2 separate regions of the Homo sapiens genome follow, and region 2 is linked to region 1. The links are chromatin loops, found by intact Hi-C in ENCODE. Cell type or tissue: endothelial cell of umbilical vein. All regions are shown on one strand.

What was found. Hi-C counts contacts between places; a loop is a spot of excess contacts. Peaks named below come from ENCODE experiments on the same cell type or tissue, not always from the same donor. Only the 100,000 strongest peaks of a DNase experiment are listed, where the experiment ranks them.
Region 2: a loop joins it to region 1, with 2.2 times the contacts of the local background. A loop is called at or near these places in 2 of 110 quality-filtered maps.

Annotation. Positions count from the first base shown.
Region 1 is chr18:22,700,889-22,708,888 of GRCh38, reverse strand. No RefSeq gene overlaps it. Among named protein-coding and RNA genes, the nearest start is that of RBBP8, 230 kb to the left of the region's middle. In endothelial cell of umbilical vein, a CTCF peak has its summit at 4,369 (motif pointing right); a DNase peak (open chromatin) is centred at 4,418.
Region 2 is chr18:22,331,844-22,339,843 of GRCh38, reverse strand. No RefSeq gene overlaps it. Among named protein-coding and RNA genes, the nearest start is that of CTAGE1, 82 kb to the left of the region's middle. In endothelial cell of umbilical vein, no CTCF peak of the experiment used is centred here; a DNase peak (open chromatin) is centred at 3,943.

The sequences.
Region 1 (8,000 bases):
TAGGACGGTGTCTTAGAGCTGCCGCAGAGCTGCAGTGGGAGGATTAGGGACTCTGGAGCACTTGTGTTCTGCATTCGTCTTGTATAGACACTGACGTGTTATTTCATTTGCTCCTCACTGCAGTGTCATGAGGTAGACAAAGCAGGCATTATTGTTCCCATTTCGGAAGTGAGACAACTGAGACTTAGAGAGATTACATCACCTTGCCCAGTAAGTTTGAACCCAAGTGTTGTCATCATTAACTACATACTGTATATTTTATGTCAGATTCAATAGTTTCTGATGTAAAGGCCCAGATTTTAAGTGTTTTAGGCTTTGTGGGCTACACGGTCCTTATCACCACCAGTCTGCTCTGCTATTGTAGCATGCAGTTATTCATACAATACATTAAAATGGGGGCATGGCTGTGTTCCAATAAAGCTCTATTTACAAACATAGGTGGTAGGTTGGATTTGGACCCTATCCTATGCTAGAAAGCTATAACCGATTTTATGTGAAGAGTAAAGATTCACAGGGTATTAAATACACTTGTGCATTTTAATTCTCAAAAAGTAAATATTGGCCGGGCGTGGTGGCTCACACCTGTAATCCCAGCACTTTGGGAGGCCGAGGTGGGCGGATCACGAGGTCAGGAGATCAACACCACCCTGGTTAACACGGTGAAACCCCGTCTCTACTAAAAAAAGTACAAAAAAATCAGCCGGGCATGGTGGTGGGCACCTGTAGTCCCAGCTACTTGGAAGGCTGAGGCAGGAGAATGGCGTGAACCCGGGAGGCGGAGCTTGCAGTGAGCCGAGATCGTGCCACTGCACTCCAGCCTGGGCGACAGAACGAGACTCCGTCTCAAAAAAAAAAAAAAAAAAAAAGTAAATATTAAGTAACAGAGTGTAAAGGAACACAGCCTAACCTAATGTGATTCATGTAATAAGGAAAGAGCATAGGGAAGTTAGTTGAGTGGAGGTTACCTAGCAGTGAGGTGATGGGAGCTCAGGAGATACTCATGGAGGATGAGGGAGGTGGGTGATGCTGGGCAGTTATTTTCCAGGTGCCTCTGCCATGTGACTGCCCTGGGCCCCCCACAGCTCTCTTTTTTCCACTCTCTACCTTACTGTTCAGGCCTCTGCTGAGCTGTAAACCTGCATTTTCTATTCTGAACACCTCTCACAGAACCTCTCATCTCCTTTCTGATATGACAAATATTCCAGACCCTGCTTCCTGAAGGGAAGATGCAGGCTCTGCCCTAAGGTCAGGACAGGAAATCCTGGCAGGGAAGAGGAGCTAGGAGACTTGATGGGAATAGGTCTTTATTTCTTCCACCCACATCTGGTTCAGCCCAGTGACCCTATTATTTGGTGACACATTTCTGTCCACCCGGCTGGTTAGCTCTGCCAATAAGGCTAGAAGGGAAAATAGGAGAAACTCTAAGAGCAGAGCTCACTCTTTGAACATGGTACATTTCTTTCTTTCTTTTTTTCTTAATTCTTTTTTTGGAGACAGAGTCTCACTCTGTTGCCCAGGCTGGAGTGCAGTGGTGTGATCTTGGCTCACTGCAGCCTCCGCTACCTGGGTTCAAGCGATTTTTGTGCTTCAACTTCCTGAGTAGCTGGAACTACAGGCACGTGCCACCACACCCAGCTAATTTTTGTATTTTTAGTAGAGACAGGGTTTCACCATGTTGGCCAGGCTGGTCTTTAACTCCTGGCCTCAAGTGATCCACCTGCCTCGGCCTCCCAAAGTGCTAGAATTACAGGCATGAGCCACCGTGCCTGGCCTGAACATAGTAAATTTCTATTTATACTCAGAAAAATAGACTTCTTAGTAGGCCCAAGGAATCTCAAACTCCTTCTCATGCTCCTCAATGTACATTTCCAAGTGCATCTCATTCCTATTTTCTCTGCTATTTCTGTCACCTAGGATGTTTTCCCATCACCCCTCTTCTGTCTCTTCACCTACCCAGTTCCTGCTCATCTTTAAGGTTCAGCTCCACAGCTTTAAGGAATTGCTGTCTCCTTCATGGAGCTTTCTCTGCTCAGTTCTGTACTGCCTGTACCATTCATTCATTTAGCATTGTATTTTATACTGCTTTATGATCTTCCAGGTTAATTAACTTTTCACGTGTGTCTTGTGCTGTAATGACAGTTCAGCTACTCTAAAGCGTTGGCTGGGTTTTAAGTTATCAGTATCTTCCAGCACAGTGCTAGACTCATACTAAGCACACCTATGGAGTGGGCTACATCCACAACTATGATCTTTCAGTGGGCTTTAACATGGAGATTCCTTTCTCTCCATTTCTTTTTTTTTTTTTTTTTAACTTTTATTTTAGGTTCAAGGGTACATGTGCAGGTTTGTTATATAGGTAAACTTGTGTAATGAGGGTTTTTTGTACAGATTATTTCATCATCTAGGTACTAAACTTAGTACTCAATAGTTATTTTTCCTGATCCTCTACTGTTTCCCACCCTCCACCCTCAAGTAGGCCCCAGTGTGTGTTGTTCCTCTCTGTGTCCATGTGTTCTCATCATTAACTCCCACTTATAGGTGAGAACATGTGGTATTTGGTTTTCTGTTCCTGCACCAGTTTGCTAAGGATGATGGCCTCCAGCTCCACCCATGTTCCTGTAAAGGACATGATCTCGTTCTTTTTTATGGCTGCATAGTACTCCATGGTGTATATGTACCATATCTTCTTTATCAAGTCTACCATCGATGGGCATTTAGGTTGATTCCGTGTCTTTGCTCTTGTGAATAGTGCTGCAATGAACATATGTGTGCATGTGTCTTTATGATAGAGTGATTTATATTCCTTTGGGTATATACTCAGTAAAGGGATGGCTGGGCCCAATGGTAGTTCTGTTTTTAGCTCTTTTGAGACAAGTTCTTTCAGGGGCAGGTTGGAATGTGTAAGTGACCACACATGTAAAATGATCACTTTCTGTTGGTCTTCAGCCATTGTCCTCGGTCAAGTCTAATCAGTACTCTGTAAAATCCATGAGAGCAGAGACTGTGTTTGATTTTGCTCACTATTATATTTCCACCATTTAGCAGGTGCCTGACACATGGTAGATGTAATAATTATTGTCTGATGAAAGAAAGAGTGAATGAATATTATTTTTACCTGGTCCTGGTTGAATCCCTTACCCTGTGGGAAAGGGGCTGACTGTCAAGAAGTGAGGGGATGTCCTTAGTTGTCCCTTCTTGCCAGAGCATCTCAACCCCTCGGGATTGACCCCTCAACAGGTGATGAACAGAGATCCCAGAAGTAGTCACTTTCTGAGAAAACATCTCCTAATCTAACCCACCAAAGCTTGCTTCATAGTGTATTGAGATGTGCTTCCTGTCTTGGTCTGTCAAAAGACTTGAAATCCCTTCACAGTGTGAGTCACACATGAAGTGAGTGCTTAGTGGTGACTGTGTTTGCTGATTTGCTTATGAAGGCAAAATCTGATTTAAGAGCCAAAATTATATATGTATATATTCTTTGAACATCCCTAATCTGAAAATCTGAAATGCTCCAAAATTTGAAACTTTTTAAACACCAGCAGGATGCCACATGTGGAAAATTCCACATCTGACCTCATGTGGTGGGTCACACTCAAAACACAGGCTCATGGCAGTTTCCTCAGCACCCCCAGCTGTTCTGGCGATGCTACTGTGCTTCCTTACCCTTAACGTAATATTTTTTCACTGTATGACTGGTATGTCATTTTTTTTTACTGTGAAATACTTCTGTTTGTACACATGTCAACAATGATTCTTGGTAGCGTATCAGTTCAGTCAGGAATGACAGTGATGCCAAACCACCACAGACCGTCCACATGCGTGGCTGAGACAGGGCACCTTTGCTTTCTGATGGTTCAGTGAACATGAACTTTGTTTTGTGCATAAAATTATTAATAATATTGTATAATCTTACCTTCAGGCTATGTTTATAAGGTGTATATAAGACTTAAATTAATTTTGTGTTTTAGGCTTGGGTCCCAGCTCCAAAATGTCTCATTATCTGTATTTGAATATCCCCAAATTTGAAAAATTCAAAATCTGAAACACTTCTGATCCCAAGCATTTCAGGTAAGAGATTTTTTTTCTCTCTCTCTCCATATATGTATGTATTTATCGATAAACTTTCATAAAATATAAAAATTGTTAATACATGTGATTCACACATGATTAAATACTAGGGAGAATATACAGAATATTCATTCTGTCACATAGGACATGTTGTAATATATATTTAATTATCCACATGCTAAAATAGTTCATTTTCCTGAATAATGTTTTAATAAAAGTATTTTCCTCTTTTGGGCATTATGTAATAACACACTAAGGAGAAGGTTGGTTGTGTTTATTTACTGGCTTTGTGCATATTTACCACAAGGTGGCAGTATAGCAGCCCCTCCTTGCTTATTAGGGACAGAGATACACACCTCTTAATGTCGAGATAGCAGAGATTGTTTCTTCCCCCTCAAGTTTCCAAAGTCTAAAATCACGTCCGTATGTCCTGATTCGTAGCTAAGTAGATTTTTAAATTAAACGCATACATGCATAAGTCCAAATTCTCTCACACTCACAAAAACTCTCATCTACAACCTGGCCTGTATGACAGGATGAATAGTCTGTGTATTCTTAGTTAATCACGAGTGAATTGTATTAATAATTAAGCAATCTCTTGTGTAATAGGCAAAATCAGTTTTAAAACTTATTAGTGAAACTTTTAAAGCAGTTTAGAAGGCATAACCTATTTCAGTGGTGATATTGTTATAGGAGAAAAGAGGCCTCCATAGTTCTCGGTTGGCACAAGGAGAGAGAATCTACAGGAGGAAGGTGTGTGGGAGGCTGCGGGGAGAGGTGCATAGGAAGCTGTCAACCATTGCTTTTTGGCTACAAGCATTTACTGATCACTAATCGTTCATGAGTTTATTGTGTAAAAGCTGGTCTTTGACTTTTAAGAGCTTATGACCCAAAGCTATAGACAGCAGAGAAAGAAACCAGTTAATAGGTGAGAAGACAATCACCATTACCATGATCTAAGAAGGAGGTAAATAAAGAAGGAAGAAACACTGCTTTTATATGTCTTTCCAGGGGATGAGAAAGAGAGTAGAAACAGGCAGAATGGAATGGGTAAAAGATCAAGAAAATAATAATGAGATCCAGGTTCTTGCCTCAGTTCTGCCCCTCACCATTCTAGGTCACTGCAGCTTCCTCATGTGCTGAAGGAAACGTGGATTTAGGTTTTGGCTTTGGAAGCATTAACAGAAGTATGTTCTGCCAACAGTTTTTATTAATGGGTACTCTTCAGAAAAGATTTGTGTTGAAATAAGTGGGGAAAGCAAATGATCATATTGCATCTCATCCTCTCCCCCTCACCGTCAGAGAGTCACAATGTGTGTTAACATAGAAAGGCTCTGAGTAGCCTGGCATGAAGAAACTAATGTAACTTTGTTTAACCTAACACTTTGAACTTAATTTGACCATGGAACACAATTCCTCACGTCATCCTACTCCAAGAAATACCAATTAATATTGCATAGAATATTAATGACCTTTGGTAGATAATTTGGAAACCACAAATTGAGAGGTCTTCAAAGCCTGTTTCAGCTCTAGGAATCTGGATCAGAAGCTCCAGGAGGGTAGGGAACTAGATCCCACTGCTTTACTTTATCCCCAGTGCTTGACATAAAGTAAATGATCAATAATATTTGCAAAATCAATGAATGAACTGTGATCGTTTAGGTCTATTTCTCACTCCTTGCAGGAGGCATGGGCTCTGTCTACCCCCTTCTGAAGTTATGTGCATATCAAATTTAAGCAACTCCAGCTACAGAAAGGAGATAGGGACCTTTTGTAGTGTAAAAACACAAGGGAATTATGCTGAGTCTTTCTTGGCAATGTACGAGTGTGTCGTCTTGAAGATATTTGACCCTAATAGGATTGCTTTTCCATTTCCTCCTGTTTTCATAAGTCAAAGTCTTATTCAGATTCATCTGGGAAAAAAGAAGAAAACAAAATTAGTTGGAAGGAAATGACTGACATCCCCATTCTGAAGATCAAAGAGAAGGAAAGAATCTCAGGGGGGAGGGAGAATTAGAGGTTTCTAAGGACCAAGAGGCTCATGGTAGTGGACGATGGAGAGAGAGAGAGACTCTATAGAAGTGGGAGGCTCCTTGAAGGATAGGGAGACGGTGACTGAGTAATTGGCCCACACAATTAAGAAAGAAGTTTAAGAAGCTGCTAGAATAAGCTGAATAAGGTAGAGAAACCACTCCAGGTGCTCTGTTTGGGTTATAAGTGTATCTTGAGCAGAAGTAAGGAACTCAGGTGTATTCTATCAGATCCTGTGTACATGGGTATTCAGTTAAAAGCAAAACTTTTCTCAGGGTCCAGATAGCACCATTCTGCAATTAAAGACATAATATGGAAGGGGCAAACCCAACTCTACTGAAAGGATTAATAGCATAGAGTGCAATTTCAGGCTACACCCACCCAAAGATATCAGCTGCCTACTGTAAACTCCTTTGGTTAAGGCAAACTCTGGGAGGTGCCTGCTGAAATGCAATATGTGACCCAAAGAGAAACAGCACATTTACCCAAGAGTAATCATATTCACAGCACAGAGAACAGGGTCCTAGGACACAAAACACTGGAGAAGTAAATTTTCCTGGGGAAAGAGAAGCTGAGGAGCATGGGACAATGCCGCAGGACAGCACTGCACAGGCCCTGGGAGCTGGGAGCCAGGCCCGCGGGTGCCAAGGGCTTGCAGGGAACCCCAAATATAAGACGTGGGAGACATCGAAGGTATATTTTATCTGCTTCACCATTTTGTTCACAGCAGATGTAAAAAGAGACAATGTCAAGTTGAAAACAAAAGATCTTGGAAGACAGCCCAGACCTCCCCATTTCTGCTTTATATCAACTGTCCTGTTCTTATTATTTGTATCTAAAAATAAAGTATTGATGTGTATAATTATTAAATATTTGTACACATATCTGTACAATATATGTATAAATATAGTTGCAATTATTTTTAAAGTAAATTAAATCAAATTCAACATTTGAGGTTATTCTTGTAGTTCTTCATTCTTGCTCACTTGCATGCCAATATGATTTCTTAACAAGGAGAAAAAGGAACAGGGTTGCAATTGGCACTCTGAAATTGCATATAATATGGAGCCTGTAATATTTCCATCAAAAACAAGTGACTCTGGAGTTAATAACTGTAGTGATTATAAATCACTCCACTGCTTTACTCCTCCCCCTCCCACATTATCTCGAGTTTCACTACGATGTAGGTATCCTATGAAGGTGAGTCAGGTGTGCGAATGTCACCTGGCATGTGTGTAATGTGCGAAGAAGATTGCTAACTGTGAACTGGGCTCATGTCTCCAGCATTCAGATGGAGCAACACTGCTGGCTTAAAATGAGACAAATCCTCCGGACATGTGGAGGCCATTTTAAAAGCCATACCAGCTTGTAAGAATACTCTTTAACAAAAATTCCCGTCTGTTCAGATACAAGTCAGTTTTACATCCTTGATATTGCATGGTTTGTGCTAATTTTTCTAAGTCATTCTAACTTAGGGAAACAAATATTTCAAAGAAATAAACTCACTCCTAAATACCCATACAATACTTTGTATGTGATGATTTCCATTATAGGATGATTTCAAATAATAAGGAAATAAGGAAATAAATAATAATAAGGATATAAATAATAATGAAATAAATAATAAGGAAATAATAATAAGGGTATAAATAATAATAAGGAAATAAATAATAAGGAAAAATAATAATGAAGAATAAATAATAAGGAATAATATTATAACGGAAGGTTTCAAATAATAAACAGAATATTAACAAGTGTATATACTTAATGTCAAGGTAAAGTATTCATTTTTTACCCAACAGGAAATGACTCTGCTCAAAATATTTATTTCATCTGCTTATTACAGTTTGCTTTTAGGCAAAAAACTATTAGTTTGAGTGAAAGGACATGATTTATACTAC
Region 2 (8,000 bases), 370 kb after region 1:
CGTGCTGGGAATCGTATGAAATCATTTGCACATTATTCTTTGTGACCTTCAACCTTAGGTTTACATTTCAATATTTCACATTGCTACATTGCCCCATTAAAAGAAATGAGAAAGTTTAATTAAAAACTTGAAAATAAGGGCTTTAAATAAACCAAAAGGAAAAATAAAACTTTGCCCCGGTGTCCCTCCAATGAGAAACAACTAGAAATTTCTGAGGGATTAAATGTCTATTTAATCCCATAGGTTTGGTTTTAATACGTGAACATTTAAATCATTTTCAGGTAGTTATAATTTTTTTCCCAATCCGGCATCCAATAAAGTAGTCATCATTTTTTTTTCCTAATCTGGCATCAAATTCAAGAAAGATTAGAAGCAGCATATGTGCCCACATGCTGTTGCAGGTGGCAAAGCCATGCCCCTCGCTCTACACACAGCCTGGTCCTGGGCTGGGGTTGGTCAGACTCAGCATGGGGTGGTCCCGGAACTGACTCACCCCACCTAGCCCTAGGTCCCTATATGGGCTTCCACTTCATTCTTTGTGGGAGTGCCCAGAGCCCCTCCTAGAAGCCAGACAGTGGATTTCCCTCTAACTCCTGTGGGTCGGCTTCCATGGCTAGTGAGTAACTCTGATTTACTTAGTGCCAACGTCATGCCAGGCACTTGGCTGAGGGCACTAGGCCCACCTCTCCTCACAGATGCTCCTCGAAGAGGCTGCTATCATTCATCCCTTTGTTGCCTGTAACTTGGAAGCCGGATGTGCCCTGCCTCCGTTCATGTGTAGCTACTGCCTCTTTGTCCAAAGTCAATCCTGACACAGCCTTGAGCCCTTCCTCTGGTGATCACAAAAGATTCCTTCACACCAAATCGTTTAGAAGCCTTGAATATTTGAAGGATCAAGAAGAGAGGACACAATGCACCCTGCACAGACCCTACCGTCCCCTGCCACCAGTGTCTTGGGGCGTCAGCACAGGACAACACAGCTTTCCCACAAAGCACAACGCTCTCCATAAGTCTAATTCTGGTAAAGCCATTTGAAGACAACTGCCCTCATCCTGCAAGATATGGATGGGCAAGCTGAGGTAGAGAGGGGCTCAGCAATTTGCTCAAGCTCACTTGGCTAATAAGAATCATAATAGGAATCTGATCCCAGGTCTGCCTAAAAGCTCACACTCTAATAAGTCATGCTGCCTCTCCAAGACCAAATCAATAGCCTGGCACGTGATTTCTTCTGGCAGTGCCTACCCTGCTTTACCCTTTCCTCTAAGGCTTAAAGTTGCCCCCTATTTCATCCCAATAGCTGGAGACAGTTCCCACCTGCAGGCTCCGGGACCCCCACTACCTAACACACAGAGCACCTCCTTGGTTCTCCTCTTCCCATCCCCACCCTGTCTCTGTGCCTCTCTCTGGGCTCTACCTACTCCCTTTGCTCTTTGATGGGGACAGATTGCTTGGCCTGCCTCCAGTCCCCCATCCCCAAACCTTCTATCTGTCTGATCGGGCTTCTTTTTATCACCTGTAACTGGACCCCTCCCCTGGGCCACCTCCCATCCTCCCTTGAGCCCATTTACAGGCCACCCATCTCTAAACCCCTTGCTGATTGGATTCACTGTTTTGGGAGAACAACACATCTCTCATCTCTGCCTTTCTTGTCCTTCCTCATTGCCTATAGCAGGCAAAGAATGTCTGCCTTACCAAGAATGATTCAGTTCCACACTTTCCCTAATGACCAGGGTGCTCTAGGGAGGGCCTTGCAGTGTTTAATGGAGTGACTGAGACATCTCTACCTCCCTTCTCTCCTCTTTTGCTCCATATCAGCTGAGATGGCAGCTGCCCCAGAAAAGATTTTTGGCTGATCTGGCTGATCCATTTTCTCCATGCTCCCTTGGATTTTCCCATGCAAAGCTAAAAATAGCAACCCATTTCTGTTCTTAAACTAAAAGACAGAAGCAGACTCCCTTTCATCTGGGCAAGGAAGTGACACTTGTGCTGATGGTGTGGGCAGGTACTGGTGCCCCAGCCTCAGGGAGGAAACAGAAACCGCAGGAAGGAGCAGGGAAGGAACTCTTAGGAAGGGGTTGGTATGCACTTAACATCAAAAGGGATACACCACTATCATCACGAGTAGCAGCTCTGAATATTAGAGTAGGAGTTGGAATTCTCAGGCGATCTGGCAACCAGTTGGGGCTTTCCAAAGGGTCTCATGTGGTCCACCAACGCACGTGTCCCTGGATGGCCAGCTGAGGGGTAGAGTTCACCACTTATGTAGCTGCATCCCCTGGGAGGTGCCCCCAAGCTCTGGAGGCTGCAGATCAAATTCAAAGTTGTCCCTGGAGGTTTGAGTCCTGTGTTGAAGAGCTGTGATATATGCATCTCCATGGCACCAGCCAAATTATGCAATTGCTCCAGTTTCATCACTGTTTTCTCTCTCCCTTCTCCATGATGTCCTTCCTCCCAGGCTGACTCCACTAGTAGCATCTCTTCCTCCTCTCAATTTCTGTCTGCACCAACCATTGGGCATTTAATCATGTAGGACCTTGTGACATTCTCTGTGTTGCTAAAAGAAACTTTTATCGGTTGCAGTTTTCTTTGAAGAGGGGTGTGGGGTGTGTGTGTGTGTGTGTGTGTGTGTGTCCCCTGGTTCAGGAGCGGTGGGTGAGCACTGCAGAATGTTGAGGAAATGCTTGCTTATAGATGCATAAGAGCCGAGGAACTCGGCTCCTCATTCTAGATCTGACATTCGTGAACAACTCTGGAGAAGTGATAAGTTTCTCTGAGACTCCCTGGAAGATGTGCTCAAGAACCCTGGGGTGGAAAGAAATGGTCCCTTCCCAAATTTGTCTGTAGTAAGGGAATTCATATCTTCTGAGTCATGGAAAGTTGGCAAAAATTGAAACAGACTTTAGAAATTTTAGACTTTTAGAAATTTAGACTTTAGATTTTTAGAAATTTTAGAGATTCCTAGGAAGCAAGTAAGCTCAGAAAATGTGATTAGGTAAGGGCCTGAGTGGTGGTAAGATAAATCAATGTTAGATAATGGATGGATGGATACATAGATCGATGATAGATAGATAGATAGATGATAGACAGATAGATAGATAGATAGATAGATAGATAGATAGATAGATGAGGGCTCATCTCTCCCTGGGACTGAGATGACCTCACACAAGGACACAAGCAGCACAATGGGCATTCCCCACAGAAGGCACCGACCAGGGCCAGTCACTTCTCATGACAAGCATCATGTCATCAGTGGCAGGGCCAAGGTCCCCTCGACTCTGAAAGGCCAATGCTTTGAAATGTCCTTTAGCACCCCGGGCATTAAGTCATTTCAGGTCAAGAGCCAGACTGCCCAGTGCCCACTCAGAACCCTGAGGAGCCCTGACCTGGGATTAGGTGAAGTTTGAGTCTGTCTCTGGACTGGGTGCACAGCCAGTCCTGTCTCAGGCCGGGACATGAAATGCTCCCCTTCCACCTGCTCACACGCCCCAAAGAGAAGCCTCCCCCATCACCCCCGTTCCTCCACAGCCCAGTCCCTCAGCTCAGGCCCTCCTCCCTTTGCACCTGAAGCCCCTGCAGGTTGCTCCACGCTCTTCCAGCCCCAGGCTCAGCAAAGCGCCCACCACTATTCTTCCTTGCCAGAGTCCCCACCAAGACAGGGGAGCTAGGCTCGATCTGTCCTGCTGACTGCCTGCGCCCAGCCCTTGGGGACCCCGCGGGCCTCCGTTACTGCTTCCACTCCCCAGTCCTCTCCACTCCCTCTCTAGCTCGTCTTTGTTCCTCAGGCCTGACCCCGGGGCCAACTTCTCCAGGAAGTTTTCCCTGACAACGCCCTGCAGCCCAAGTTGGCAGGCTTGGCACGGCCCCCTCTAAAGAACAGAGGGAGCCAGCCCAGAATTGTCTATCTGACCCTGCTCTCTGCGGGCATCGGCCCTCCTCACCCTCCCACTCTCCCACCGAGCAGACAGTGAGCTCCTGAGGGTCAGGAAGCTCATAGTGCCCTGTCCTAGTATCCCCGTTTCAGTGAAAGGCTTGGTGCTTATCAGATGATTGTCAGAGCTTGTGGAATGCACAGGAAAGCAAGGCGTTCCTGCCAGGGAGTTCTGCCGTCCCAGGACAAAAAAAAATGGATTGGGGCTATGCTCCCCCAGAAAGGGCCCCTCAGGGCCAGTCTGCACTTTATTTTCTCTTTTCCAGTGCTACCTCCACCCAATGCTCTCAATACAAGAGCACTTGGGTTTCATTTTCACTTTTTAAATTTATTTATTTTTTAATTGACAAACAAAAATTGTATAATTTATTGCATTCAACGTGTTTTGAAATACATATATGTTGTATAATGGCTATGCTAAGCTAATTAACATATCCACTCCCTCAAATACTTACGTTTTTGTGGTAAGAGCACTTAAAATCTACTCTCTTGGCAATTTTCGAGTATATAATTCATTAACTATAATCATCATGTTGCACAATAGACCTCTTGATCACTCCTCCTGTCTAACTGAAATTGTATGCCCTTTGACCAACGTCTCCCTCCCCCAGTCCCTAGTAGCCATCATTTTACCCATTTTACCCTCTGCTTCTATGAATTCAATTTTTTTAGTTTCTGCATATAAGTGAGATCACATGGTATTTGTCTTTCTGTGCCTAGCTTATTTCACTTAATATGATATCTCCCAGGTTCACTCACATTGTCACAAATGACAGAATGTCTTTCTTCTTTTATGGCTGAAGAGTACTCCATTGTGTATTATATATTCTTCTTTATCCATTCATCTGTTGATGGAACTTAGATTGCTTCCACGCCTTGACTGTGGTGAACAGTGCTGCCATGAGCCCGGGGTGCAGACATCCCTCCAAACAGGGATTCCCTTTCTTTTGGGTGTAGACCAAGCAGTGGGCCCCCCGTGCTGCTGAACACTCAGGCTGCAATGTTAAACCAGACAGATGTTGTAGAAACAGTGAGCCGTAAACAAACAAATAATTTCTAGCACATGGAATCACAAAGAATGTAAAGCCAGGGGCACACAATAGCTTTACAAAGTGCAAGGAAAGCTCAAGGTGCTGAGCTGTGTCCCAAGACCATCATCCTGCATTATCTAATGGGTGGGGCCCACCTGTGTGTACCGAATCTCCTTCCAGATGCCCCTGCCGTCTCTCCTCTTTCTCTCTCTGTCTGGTTCTCTCCAAAGGACTATGGGGCCGGGGTACCTCCCTTGCCTGTCTGCCTCCCTCCCAGCCCCCATTGCCACTCACCTCCAGCCTTGGCTAGGCCCTTTCCATTGCTCCTTAACCCCTTATCCTCCCTGTACCCCAGGAACTCCTGCATGGGCCTTACCCTGGAATTGCTCACATCAATCCCTGACCAGCTCTAAGGATATGCCTTGAGTCTGGGCTACAGGAAATCTGCAAGACCCTTCCTCCCACCTCCTAGCACCAAGAAGCCCCAAATTGAGCCACATGTCTTTTTTCATTATACATTCATTCAATCATTTCCTTCATTTTTTCATGCCTTCATCCCTAATTAGCATTTACTAATGACTGTACTCTGTGCTAAACATAGGGTGCCAGGTGTCTAGAGATGAGTGCCACTCTTGTCAAGGTGCATGCTCAGTACCCAGTAGGGAGCTGAGCATAGGAGTAAACTCACCAAAATTCACCAGGCACAGTGGCTCACACCTGTAATCCTAGTGCTTTGGGTGGCTGAAGCAGGAGGGTTGCTTGAGGCCAGGAGTTTGAGACAAGCCTGGGCAACATAGTGAGACCCCACCTCTACAAAAAAAAAAAATTAAATTAGCCAGGCATGGTGGCACATGCCTGTAGTCCCAGCTACTCAGGAGACTGATGTGGGAGGATGGCTTGAGCTTAGAAAGTTGAGGCTGCAGTGAGCCATGGTGGTCCACTACACTCCAGCCTGGGTGACAGAGTGAAATTTTGACTCTAAAAAATAAAAATAAATGAAAAATAAAAACACTAACCAAAATGCAGGGAGCAAGGAGTGCTGAGTTGGCTACAGGAGTGCTGAGCATTTCATTGCTTTCCCCATGAAAAACATGCCATCTTTACCCTGTCACAGAACAAATGGAATATCTGTCTCTTTCATGATTAGCAAAGCTGATTTCATGTGTTTCTGAAAAGTCTATCACAGTGAAAACATTTTTACCTTCCAGGAAAGCAGGGAGCTATTTGCTTCCAATGTTTATGGAGATTGATAGGAAAAGAGAAAATTGCATTATAGGCTTATGTGCTGTGATAAAAGTCTATGCAAGGCCCGGTTGGGACAAAGAAAGGATAATTCAAGTCCAGGTAAAGGCAGGTTATGGGGAAAGTACGGCTGACCTCTCTGAAGACATCACGCTTGAACCACGTCCTAATGAGTAGAGGTTGACCAAGCTGGCAAGGAGAAGGAGGGAAAGGGCTTTCCAAAGAATCAGAAAGACCACAGCAAATGCATGGACCATGAAATTTCAAGAACTCTTCATTAATACCTATTACTACCTAACAAATTACTCACAAATGGAGTGGCTTAAAACAACACACAGTTATGATCCCACAGTGTCTTGGGGCAGCCACCTGGTCATGGCTTAGCTGGATCCATCCTTCAGGATCTCTCACAAGGTGGCAATCGAGGCGCTGGCCAGGGCTGGGGTCGCATCTGAAGGGTCAAGGCGGGGATCCATTTCCAAGCTCATGTGGTTGTTAGAAGATTTCAGTTCTTCAAGGGTTGTTGGATAAAGGGCCTTAGCTCCTTGCTGGCTGTTGGCCAAAGGCCACTTTCATCCCCTTGCCAAGTGGACCTCTGCAACACAGCCACTTGCTTCATCAAAGCACACAAACCAGGAAGGCAACAGACAGCATCCACTAGCAAGACAGAAGCTACAGTCTCCCGTCAGTTAATTACGGGAAGTGACATCCCATCACTTGTCATTCTCCGACAGTTAGAAGCAAGTTGCTGGGCCAGCCCACACTCAGGAGAGGGGATTCTACAGTGATGTGGCTACTGGGAAGTGGAGATCACTGGGGCCAGATTAAACCCTGCCTCCCATCGTCCATTTGGGGAACTACAGATTGTCTTGTACTAAGGGGATGATGCAGCAACACTAGAGGCAGCAGGCAGCAAATGCAGACCAAGAGGGCCTTATGCACCGTGCTAAATAACCAGGGTATTTGCCCTGTAGAAGATGGGACTTCCTTCTTTTCTTTTTACTCACCTTTTCCTTTGGCTTTGTTTCTCAAATCACTTTTGCTGTCATTGTTTCCTGAATTCCCACCTTACACATTCTATATCATCACTTCCCCTTACTCTTTGCCATGTTTCTGTCCTCCAGTAGGCACCAGCACAGCTGTTATTCAGACACACCTAAGATTTTAACAATGCAACTGAAATCAGTTTAACTTCCCTAACCCAAAGAGGTGACACCCAGAAATCCATTACTTAGATTTCAGGAACAAGTTGTTTAGGGCTGCTCAAAAAACCAGAGACGAGGTTATTAGACAAGTGTTGAAATGCCTTCTTGGGAACCCAGCCCTTCCCACAGATTCCTGTGTTGTTCCCTAATTGAGGGGCTGCCACCAGGCATTAGTTGTTCCAAATCCATCATCAGCTCCAAAGCCCAAACTTCCCAAACCACAACCAACTTTCCCTGAGGAAATGGCCTCATGTCATAATCCTTCATTGCCCAAAATGTCTCCTGATTATGGTTGTCTGTTCTTTCCTTTCATCGCAGTTGAAAAATGTTCACAGTTCTGGCTTCTAGAGATCTCTACTGGCTTCTTTACCTTGATCACTTTTTCTGCACATGTGAGAGTATATCCTTGCCAAAGCTCATTTTTCCATGCTTAATAAAGCATTTGATAGACTACTTTTTTGGCATGAACCCCCTATCTTCCATCCTTTGATCTGTGAGCTCTACATGGACAGAACTGTATTAGTAAGAACTACCTTTCCAAATACTGTAGCCATGTCCAAAAATATAACACCCTAGGGTTCCATTGGAAAGCCC